2 separate regions of the Homo sapiens genome follow, and region 1 is linked to region 2. A link is a contact called in ENCODE Hi-C or POLR2A ChIA-PET data. All regions are on one chromosome and are shown on one strand. The core of a region is the stretch at or near the end of the contact, and the rest is flanking DNA. Distances in the headings are between cores, read along the strand shown.

Region 1 (5,960 bases), core at 2,910-5,409, 180 kb before region 2:
GGCTGGGTGCGGGGGCTCACACCTGTAATCCCAACACTTTGGGAGGCCGAGGCGGGCAGACCACAAGGTCAAGAGATCGAGACCATTCTGGCCAACATGGTGAAACCCTGTCTCTACTAAAAATACAACAATTAGCTGGGCATGGTGGTGTGCATCTGTAGTCCCAGCTACTCGGGAGGCTGAGGCAGGAGAATTGCATGAACCCGGGAGGCAGAGGTTGCAGTGAGCCAAGATTATGCCACTGCACTCCAGCCTGGTGACAGAGTGATACTCCATCTTAAAAAAAAAAAAAAGAATGGTTGCATCTGCATCTGTACTAAGGGGGCTTGAGAATCTGTGGATTTTGGTATCCTCAGGGGTTCCTGGGACCACTCCCCCATGGATACCAAGGGACAACTGAATTAACTCACTTAATCCTTGCAACAAACCTGTGAGAGACGCCCTATCACAACTATCCCCATTGTACAGAGGCGTAAACTGAGGATGAGGAACAGTCCCATGTCATGCGGCTAGTAAGTGGCAGAGCAAGAAACTGAACCCAGGAAGTTCAGCTGCTCAGCCCATGCTCTTAACCATGGGCTACATTACTTCCTTAAATGACTGAGACTTTTGGGGTGCCTACTGTCCATCAGGCCAATGCTGGGCATCTTGGTACAAATGTTCTCATTTATAAAAAAGGACTCAGAGGGTCAGGAAGCCAACCCAACGTCACCCAGCTGGTATGTGTCAGAGCCAACTTAAACTCATAAGAGGCTGATGCCCCACGCTGCCCCTCCAGGCTTGAGGCGCTGGGTCTGACCTTCCACAGTTTGAAGGCTGACCTTTCCCACTGTGCTCCACCAGCAGTGATGCAGATGGAGACATCACTGACCCAGAGCACACGAATACTGGTGAGGAGCCCCAGGGATGCTCTGCCACCTGATCAGAAGGAGGCCAGAACCTTCCAGAAAGCCTGTTGGAAAAGCAGCGCCTGGGAGAGAGTCCACCAGCTCCAACCTCTTTCCTAGCACAGTCCTCTCCTCCACAGCTGCCTGTAAGCCACATCCTACCCCGTCCCACCCGCTGACAAAGAACCAGAGCGAGGGCCTCCTGCTAGTTCTCCAGTTGCAAGGGCTCTCTGTGTTTAGCTTTCTGATGTAACAGCTCGAAGCGGAGATGCACGCACTCACTGTTGCATAAGACCCGATTTCGCTCACACAAACCTCAGGGCAAGTCAGTCTCAAGTGCTGCGGGCTGGAGCACAGGGTGGCCTCACAGAGCAGCCCGTACCTGAAAGTGCTCTGCCGCGCAGGACAACACATTCCCAAGGAGGCCAGTTCTCCCACGGCCTGTTCCCAGGTGACCCAGCTACCATAACCCTCCAGGTGGAGGATAGCTCACCCGCACTGAGAAAAACCGGGCAAACCCCACAGGGCTCTGCATCTCCTGCCCTCTGACCTTTGCAATTGGCCCCATCTAAGGACCACGTCAACCAGTGAGGATTATTAGCAGGACCAGACCCATCTTCAGATGTCTGAAATGCCTTTAAATTACAAAATCCTTGGATGTTCTAAGACAAGAAGGGCCTAAGGTCATCTCACAGAAATAGATGAAAAACTGATGAGGAAACTGAGGCCCAGAGAGGGACAACGACTTAGTCAAACTCACACAAAGTAGAAGGCAGTGCCAGGACGGTCTCCTGGTTCTGTCCAGCACTCTTTCCCCCATACTGGATGGCAGAAGTCCTGGGTTCAACCTGCTGTGAGCGAGTGGTCTAGCTGGTAACGCTGGTTCCCTATTTTTATTTAACAAACAGGGACTGTTTTGAGAAGTGTATAAAATGCTAACTCATTTCATCTGGGGAGGTGGGTGTTATTACTATCCCCAAGTGGAGATGAAAGAGAGATAAAGTAACTGTCCAGGGTGGGAGGTGAACCTAGGCAATGTTACTCCACCATCCAAACCTGAGCCTTGAGTGCCACAGTGGCCTTTGTCACTGCAGCTCCTCAGGGCGCTGCTGGCTATATGCTGAAGTGCTCTCTGGAGCTCAACAGCATGCCCCAAGCAGCTGCTCAGAGGAGCAGGGCTGAAGCCACCTCCAGCACAGCACACATCTCAGCAGCCCCACAGGAGGGGTTCTCCCCCAAGCACTCGCCCACAGAACACAGGGGCCAGATCTTCCATGACGGATCCGAGTGTGGGACCAGGCAGAAAATGGACTCAGGTATTCACTACACCCCCTCCAGAGACCTGCAACATGTGACCAGGGCCACCCCCTCAGCTTACTGTCAGGGGAAAAGGTTTGCCAGGCAGCCCCTTCAAAGGCGTGGCCTCCCCGTCACCTGCACCTTCTGTAACCCTGGGCCTGTGAGGCAGAAGGGGGCCGCCCTGCAGTGCCAAGGCCATGACCCAGCAGGCAGGACTCTGCACCTTTGTGCACAGCCTCCTCGAGGTTCAACATCTTGAGCTTTCTTCCTGAAAAAGGAAGCTGTTTCTCAACATATTGCTACACATGGAGACTGAGAAACACAAACCGAGAGGCGAATAGGGCACTGGCCCCAAGGGAGGAGAATGAAGCGGGGAAGGGCTGGTATGGGCCAGTCTGCCTGAGGTAACCAGCCAAAGGGACAAGGAAACGCCCAGCACAAACTTGTCCATCCCGACATTGTTTACAAGAGGGACACAGTGCAAACAACCCAAAGCCCCAACAATGGAAGCACAGCTAAGGAGGTGATGGTAAAACCACTTACTAAACTATGACAGAGCCACTGAGCAGGTTTACAAAAACATAGGAAGTTTTTTGTGTTATTTTACTAAGCGACAGGCAGGACAAAAAAATCTACATGATGGATGGCAAGAACTACGTAAGCAAAACCTCGCACACAAAGTCTTTGCCTGGAAAACACAACTGAAAGAAAACACAGCAGAAATGTCATCTGTGAATGGGCTGATCTGAGTGGGAAGGCTATAGGTAATTATTTTCTTCCTTCTACTTTTCTGTGTTTTCCAAATGTTCTCTAATTACTGCGTACTGATTTTATAAGGCTATGAATGGGAATAATACATTTTAAAATGTCACAAGAGGAAAAGGGAGGGTGCTGGTGCTTCTCTTCTAGCAAAGGGAGAAAGGTCCAGGAGCCCACGGTAGACGTACTATTTGGAGCCGATCCCTGCTCAGGCCGCCATGCCCAGCCTCACCACTAAGGTCGGCTTTGCTGGTTACTCCATCTGCCCTGCTGGGTCTTTTTTTTTTCTTTTGAGACAGGGTCTCACTCTGTTGCTTAGGCTGGAGTGCGGTGGTGTAATCACGGCTCAGTGTAGCCTCGACCTCCCAGGCTCAAACGATCCTCCCACCGCAGCCTCCTGAGTACCCGGGACCACTGCCACACACAACTACACCCAACTAATTTTTGTATTTTTTGTACAGACAGGGTTTCACCATGTTGCCCAGGCTGGTCTCAAACTCCTGGGCTCCAGCGATCCACCCACATCAGCCACCCAAAGTGCTGGGACTGCGCCCAGCCCCTGCTGGGTCTTTAGATGGAGCAAAACCTCACTGATTCCAAAGGCAAAGATGCGGAAAGGAAGAGAGCAATTTCATAAGGTGGCATTAAACTCATTTTGCTGACGGGTGTGGGATGGGTTGGTTGGTTTGTTAAGAACAGTGTGTGTCCATCTATCCATCCATTCAAGAGTATCGAGTACCCACTAGTTACCCAGTATGGTGCCAAGGCCCTGCAAACAACACAGAAATGAATGACCCATCTCCTACCCTAAAGACCTCAGATTCAAGTGGGGGCCAAAGATATCAAGTTGCAATGCAAAAGTGTCTTTGACAAGGGTTTTCAGATACACACAGGCTGTGAGAATTCAGATATGAAAATTAAAGCTTCCAGCTTCAGAGAAAAGACGGGTGTCGGGAAAGAGTTCATGGAAAAGATGAGCTTTGAATTGGGTCTTGAAGAATGACTGGGGTTGCACAAACAAGTCAGTTAAACAGGCCAAGGAAATATACATGTTTATCTCAAAGGAAAGTTACCTCTGCCGGCAACCATAACAAACCTCCCACCTTAATAATAAGCAAGGAAATACAAAATGGAAACATATGGGCAGATGTTTGGCAACATTGGCAGAGGGACTCCCCAGTGTGGCTGTGGCAGGAGCATGGCAGGAGCGTGGAGCGGCATCGCCCCCCTGGAGGGCAGCAGAGAAACAGGATGATGCAACAGAAGCCTCACCAGGTGGCCCTCACCCCTTGAGCCAGACTCCACTTCTAGGAATTTATCCTAAAGAAACAATTAAGTGTAAGCATAAGCCTATTCACGGAAGTGTAACTTAAAATAGCCAAACATGGGGAAGTAGGTAACTACATTCTGGTGTGTCAATCACAGAACACTATGAGGCAACTTTTTTTTTTTAAGTCCCTTTTAACAGTGTACTTAATCATATGAGGCAATGCCCATAATCTTCTAGAAAGTTAACAACTCAAGGTAAGAAAACTACATTTGCAGTATGATCTTCACATATCTTTTTTATTTTAATTTAAGGCATTAATTTTCTTTTTTCAACTTTGAGGTCAATTTCTATTTTTATAGCAAAATTAACATCTCAAAATGTAAACACTGGAAAGTTTTATTATTTACTTTTTTGTATTTTTAAAGAACGGGTGTCATTTTTATAATCATAAAATGTTATCCAAACTGAAAGAATAATAAATGGAGTTTTTTTATCCAATAGGTTTTTGGGGAACAGGTGGTGTAAGTTTTGTTTTGGGATTTTTGTGGTTTTTTTTTCCAGTAGAGACAGGGTCTCTCTTGTCACCCAGGGTGAAGTGCAGTGGCATGACCGTAGCTCACTGCAACCTCACACTCCCAGGCTCAAGCAATCCTCCCACCTCAGCCTCCTGAGTAGCTGGGGTTACAGGTGAACACCACTATACCCAGCTAACTTTTTTTATTTTAATTTTTGTAGAGGCAGAGTCTCACCATCTTGCCCAGGCTGGTCTCAAGCTCCTGGGCTCAAGAGATCCTCCTTTCTCAGCCTCCCAAAGCACTGGGATTACAGACGTGAGCCACTATGCCTGGCCCAGAAATGGAGTTTCAATAGGAAGAGAAGAGGACATCCTCAGCTTAAAAAAACAGCAGGAGCCAGAAGTGAAGAAGTACAGGTCTCTCCTGGGAAGGAGAAAGAACTGAACATCATGATTAGACAGAGCTGGGCTCACATACTGGATCCACTCTTTTCTAGCGGTGTGACCTTTAACAAATTACTGATCCATTCCTGAGCTTCAGTTTCTTCCAAAGACCAAATGTGTTAAAGACTAAACGTGTTAACTTGGCCAGGCACAGTGGTTCACACCCGTAATCCCAGCACTTTGGGAGGTTGAGGTGGGCAGATCACCTGAGGTCAGGAGTTTGAGACCAGCCTGGCCAACATGGTGACACCCTCTCTCTACTAAAAATACAAAAATTAGCCAGGCATGGTGGCACGCACCTGTAATCCCAGCTACTCAGGAGGCTAAGGAACAAGAATTGCTTGAACCCCAGTAGGCAGAGGTCGCAGTGAGCCGTGATGGCACCACTGCACTCCAGCCTCGGCAACAGAGTGAGACTTCATCTCAAAAATAATAAAAAACAAAATAAATGCATTAACTTACACAGAATACCTACTCGATACACTAATTAGGTCATAGCCTTTTCTACTGACCAATAAAACAAATTCCATCCTGGATGACCCACAAGAGGTAGGGATGTTCATTTATGAGACACATAATCAATGTAATAACAGCATTTGGGGAGAGCAAAGAATTACTACATTAAAGACATCGTACAAAGCCTCCCAATTTCAGAAATATTAAACTATGAAATATATCCTAAAATCAAGAAACTATGAAAATTTGTGTCTTCTAAAGATACTGCTGACCAGGATAAAACATTTGGTGAAAGCCCAAGATATTATTGTTTTTCTCATGATTCTTATAC
Region 2 (5,342 bases), core at 849-3,348:
CAAGACCAGCCTGGCCAACATGGTGAAACCTTGTCTCTACTAAAAATACAAAAATTAGCCAGGGATGGTGGCAGGTGCCTGTAATCTCAGCTACTTGGGAGGCTGAGGAAGGAGGATGGCTTGAACCCTGGAGGCAGAGACTGCAGTGAGCCGAGATTGTGCCACTGCATTCCAGCCTGGGTGACAGAGTGAGATTCTGTCTCAAAAAATATAATATAATATAATATAATATGGCACAAAGAATACTAAATAGACCTCTGTACTTGCCCACACAGGTTTAACAAATGTCAACATTTTGCCACATTTGCTTTCTATTTCTTTTTTCGAAAAAACAAAACAAAAAAACCCCCAAAACTGATAAATCTAAAGCCCTCCCATTTTCCCTTGTATAGATAACCAGTGTCTCAAGTTAGTGTAGATCCTTCTTGACCATGTATATATACACATACATACATACACATTTACTACAGAGGTATATATCAATGTATACAATACCATATCGATAATATGTATATTTCATACGTATATAAAATATGGGGGCCCAGGAAGCGATCCTCTTGCCTCAGCCTCCAAATTAGCTGAGATTACAGGTCTAAGCCACCACGCCTGGCTAATTTTTATATTTTTAGTAGAGATGGAGTTTCACCATGTTGGCCAGGCTAGTCTCGAATTCCTGGTCTCAAGTGATCCACGCACCTCAGCTTCCTAAAGTGTTGGGATTACATACACAAATATAACACATACATTAACAATATATGTACATATATACTATCATACTGTGTAAATCTCTTTGAAATTTGCTTTTTCACTCATTTTTGAGATTTACCCGTGTTATTACATTGTAGATCTGATTCGTTAATTTTAAATGCTCCATAGTTTCCCATTGTTTGAATAAACCTGTTTATTTATTTGTTCCTTTCCTAATGGACTGTTGGTTGTTCCCATTTTCGTTATTACACACAGCACTGCAGTGAAAATTCTTGTATCGATGTGTGGGTGTTTTTTCCTTTTGAGACAGGGTATTGCTCTGCCACCCAGGCTGGAGTGCATTGGCACAATCACAGCTCACTGAAGCCTCAACTTCCTAGGTTCAAGCAATCCTCCCACCTCAGCCTCCCAAGTAGCTGAGACTACAGGCGCATGCCACCACACCCAGCTAAATTTTAAATTTTTTGTAGACAGGGGTCTTGCCATGTTGACCAGGAGGATGGTTTCAAAACTCCTGGGCTCAAGTGATCCACCCGCCTCAGCCTCCCAAATTGCTGGGATTACAGGCATGAGTCACCGCGCCCGGCCTGTTTTGCGAGGCATATGGTTGCTAGATCACAGTGCATGCACATCTTCGGCTTTAACTAGCTATCGCCAAATTCTCCAAAGTTGATCTGAAACCAGTGGAGCGTGTCAGCACTGCCCCTAGCATGCGCACACCAGGCGGGGGTGTGACAGCCCTCGGGCTAGGCCCCAACCCCACTTCGAGATCCGTGCGGGGGCCGGGAGCTAGCAGAGGCCAAGCAATGGGAACAGGCACCTCCAAGCCTGCAAGGACAAGGCGAGCACCTTCCTGGGCCCCCAAAAGTGCAGAGGGGCCCGAGTCCACAGCCCGGACTTGGGCGGCTGCTGCCGCTCCCGGCTCCCGCCTGCTACGTGAAGCGTGATGCCCGAGCCGCACCCCTCGCGGCCTGGGGCGGGGGCGCCTGGTCCTCGCTGGGCCGGGGCCGGGTCTGGGGCAGGGGCGTCCTCTCCACGAGCCTAGCCCCGTGGCCCCGGCGCTCAGGGGCAGCCTGGAGTTCCCCTCGCCCGGCTCGCCGCACGGCCCGGGGCAGGGCGCCTCCGGGAGCGGATCGTGGGCCAGGGCCCAGCCGTCTGTTGTGTCAGGCCCGCGGTCACCCCGATGAGGGGTGGACCCCAGGGACGCTGCCCCGGGCGGCCCTGCGCAGAGCCTCCTCCGGAGGCGCAGGAACTCCGCACCTTTGGTAGGGCAGGCGCCGCCTCTCCCTTACGGCGCTGGGCTTCCGAATGCGGCCCCAGCTTCGCCTCCTCCCAGCGGCCTCCTGGCGGCAGCAGCGGGCAAGAGCGGCGACGCGGGGCCAGGGTCCGGAGGCCCTGATCTGGAGGCACGTCCCGCCCGGCCGCGCGAGGGTGGGGGCGGCGCAGTCGGTTGCCTCGGGGACGCGGGCACAGGGTACCCGCCGCCACTGCTGCTCCAGCAGCCGCTCCTGCCACCGCCGCCCGCGCCCCAGCGCGGCGGACGGCCCGCCGCTGCCATCAGGTTTTGTCACAAAGTGAGTTTAAACCAGGACGGGCGCTGTGGCTCACGCCTGTCATCCCGGCATTTTGGGAGGCCCAGGCGGGTGGATCGCCTGAGGTCAGGAGTTCGAGACCAGCCTGGCCAACATAGCAAAACCCCTTCTCTACTAAAAATACAAAAATTAGCCAGATGTGGTGGAGGTTGCCAGGAGGCTGAGGCAGGAGAATCTCTTGAACCCGGGAGGTAGAGAATGCAGTGAGCCGAGATCCCGCCACTGCACTCCAGCCTGGGTGACACAGCGAGACTCGTCTCAAAAATACATACATACATACATACATACATACATACATACATACATGCATACATACATAAAGGAGTTTAAACCAAATTTAGGGGAGCAAACTTAGTTTTCAGAGTTTTTCTATTTTGGAATTGCAAATAAAAGATTTTAAGCTTCTACCAATTTGTATTCCCACCAGCCGCTTATGACTTCTCATTTCCCCATATCTTTACCAATATGGTGTTATTAGGCTTTTTAATTTTTGCCAATCTGATAAGTGTGAAATGAAGTCTTTATTTTGATTTGAATTCTCATAATTACTAGGGAAGTTGAGCATTTTTCATTTGTTTATGACAATTCCGGTTTCCTCTTCTGTGAATTTCCTGTTTCTCTTGAATTGTTCTTCTTTTATTGATGTATTCTGGACACAAACAAGTTGTACTGAATTGCCAATATCTTGCCTTTTCATATTTATGGTACCTTTCATCATAAAGAAGTTTAAAATTTCAAGGTAGTCAAATTCATCAACATTTTCCTTTATAAAATATGTCCTTCTCATCTTATTTAAGAAACCCACCCCCTTCAAGTTCATGGTTGTATTTGCTTGCAGATTTTTTTTAAGTTTTAAAGTTTGGCTTTTTATATTTAGTTTTAAAAAATATATCCGGAGTCTATCTTTGGGTACGATGTGAGGAAGGAATCTAGTTTTATATTTTGCATCTGTTAGCCAGTTGTTCTGGTATTATGTACAAATTGGTGTCTTATTTTCCCGCTGATGTGTAGTAAAACCACCTCCATCACAGTCCAAGTTCCCATCAATATGTGGCCCACCTCTGGGTCCTCTGTGCAGCCCCATGGTCTCTTTGTCTGTCTTTGCTAATAATAATTCTTTATTATGGTAGGACAAGCCCCTCCCATCTTATTTCTCACTTTCTTCTTCAATAGTGTCCTAGCTAGTCTTGGCCCTTTATTCCTTTATTATATAAATTTTTTAAAAACTTGTTTATTTCCATAGAAAAACTAGTTGGATTTATTTATTTATTTATTTATTTATTTATTTATTTATCTATTTTTGAGACAGAGTCTCCCTCTGTTGCCCAGGCTGGAGTGCAATGGCGTGATCTCAGCTCACTGCAACCTCCGCCTCCCAGGTTCAAGCGATTCTCCTGCCTCAGCCTCCCAAGTAGCTGGGATTACAGGCATGTACCACCACGCCCAGCTAATTTTTGTATTTTTAGTAGAGATGGGGTTTTGCCATGTTGGCCTGCCCGGCTGGTCTCAAACTCCTGACCTCAGGTAATCCGCCTGCCCCAGCCTCCCAAAGTGCTGGGATTACAGGCATGAGCCACCGTGCCTGGCCAGGATTATTTTTTTAAAACAAACTCTCAGATCACTAAAAACTGGTTGGATTTTGATGAGTATTGTCTTTGGGTCACAATTTCGCTGTTAATAAGGAGGGATGAAAATACTTTTATTTTTTGACTCACAGTCTGGTCCTATCGCCCAGGCTGGAACGCAGTGGTGAAATCATGGATCACTGCAGCCTCAACCTCCTGGGCTCAAGCAATCCTCCCACCTCAGCCTCCTAAGTAGCTGGGACCACAGGCATGCGCCACCATGCCTGGCTAATTTTTGTATTTTTTGTTGTGACAGTGTTTCACCTAGGCTGGCCTCAAACTCTTGAGCCCAAGTGATCCACCTACCTCAGCCTCCCAAAGTGCTGGGATTATAAGCATGAGCCACCGTGCCTGGCCTGAAAATACTTTTTCTTTTCCCTCAAAGGAGAGGGCAGTCATACCCCACTTATTCTGAGGTTACATTTCAGCAAACTCCAAAGTCTGGAAAACAAGAGGAAATAAGAATAAGGTCAAAACAGCCTCTGAGAAGCTCTGGACACCTCAGAACCTATGTGCTAAATCACACCCACTTTTGTCACAAGTGGTCTTCTCAGGCCTCCCTCAGAACCTGTTTACTTTAGTCACTGTTCCAGGAAACTTGATGGTCTGATTTCCTAGCCTACAGCAGATTTAAAGCAGCTGCAACTTAGAAGAAACATGGAGGAAAACATGCTGATAACTAACATCTGATAGAGATAGAAAAGTCCAAATACTTATGAAAACCAGCTGCAGGAAAATGAGAGGGCAGCAGAGCGGGGCCGCTCACTTCTGAAACCTTTGGAGGCCCCACTGCACATATGATGGACAGAAGGCAGCTCTGTTCCACACGGTCATTCAGGAGCCAGGAGTTAACCCCTCCTTGTGTGTTCTGGGGCTGCTCCGGCTGTGGACATTCTAGGCGGAGTGGGAAGGTACAGTGAACAAGTTCAAGTCCAGCATTTCCTCTTAGGCAAGTGATGGGCAAGATGCACCCACCTACTGCAGTTTCATCCCATTGCTGAGAGGTTGGCACTAGGCCCTACCCAGCTGCACAGGGACCAGGAGATGTAGTCTTTGCTGGTCATATAAGGCCTTCTAGAGCATCGTAGTGATATAGGAGTTAAAAAGAAATTTCTGGCCGGGCATGGTGGCTCACGCCTGTAATCCCAACACTTTGGGAGGCCGAGGAGGGTGGATCTCAAGGTCAAGAGATCAAGACCATCCTGGCCAACATGGTGAAACCCTGTCTCTACTAAAACTACAAAAATAGCTGGGCATGGTGGCACGTGCCTGAGGCTGAGGCAAGAGAATCGCTTGAACCCGGGAGGCAGAGGTTGCAGTGAGCCAAGATCGCATCACTGCACTCCAGCCTGGCAACAGAGAGAGACTCTGTCTCAAAATAAAATAAAATAAAAATAAAAGAAATTTCTCAGGCAGA

Evidence for each region. Hi-C counts contacts between places; a loop is a spot of excess contacts on that map. ChIA-PET counts read pairs that join two places held with the same protein, here RNA polymerase II (POLR2A). Pooled maps may share reads with other maps.
Region 1: a loop to region 2 is called in a pooled map, with 3 times the contacts of the local background. The contact joins two enhancer-like sites. A Hi-C loop is called at or near these places in 1 of 168 maps with a recorded cell type or tissue (PC-9), 1 of 37 single-sample maps with no recorded cell type and 9 of 50 pooled maps. POLR2A ChIA-PET finds 5 or more read pairs at or near these places in 2 of 52 experiments (A673 and AG04450).

What each region holds. Positions count from the first base shown.
Region 1 is chr17:27,527,722-27,533,681 of GRCh38, reverse strand. All of the region lies in intron 1 of KSR1 (kinase suppressor of ras 1), which reads right to left. Among named protein-coding and RNA genes, the nearest start is that of KSR1, 74 kb to the right of the region's middle. RefSeq lists a silencer at 606-791. Within about 2 kb of position 4,159, at least 9 of the 41 ENCODE cell types and tissues checked have a DNase peak (open chromatin) inside an H3K27ac peak, as active enhancers do.
Region 2 is chr17:27,345,952-27,351,293 of GRCh38, reverse strand. The region is part of intron 2 of LINC03146 (long intergenic non-protein coding RNA 3146); the gene reads right to left. LOC124903959 (a long non-coding RNA gene) reads right to left here. Exons shown (of 2, transcript XR_007065679.1): 1 at 4,232-5,342; 2 at 2,803-2,949. It overlaps LOC124903958 (a long non-coding RNA gene), which reads left to right. Exons shown (of 2, transcript XR_007065678.1): 2 at 1-928. Among named protein-coding and RNA genes, the nearest start is that of LINC03146, 16 kb to the right of the region's middle. RefSeq lists a silencer at 1,689-2,398 and an enhancer at 5,332-5,342. Within about 2 kb of position 2,098, at least 28 of the 41 ENCODE cell types and tissues checked have a DNase peak (open chromatin) inside an H3K27ac peak, as active enhancers do.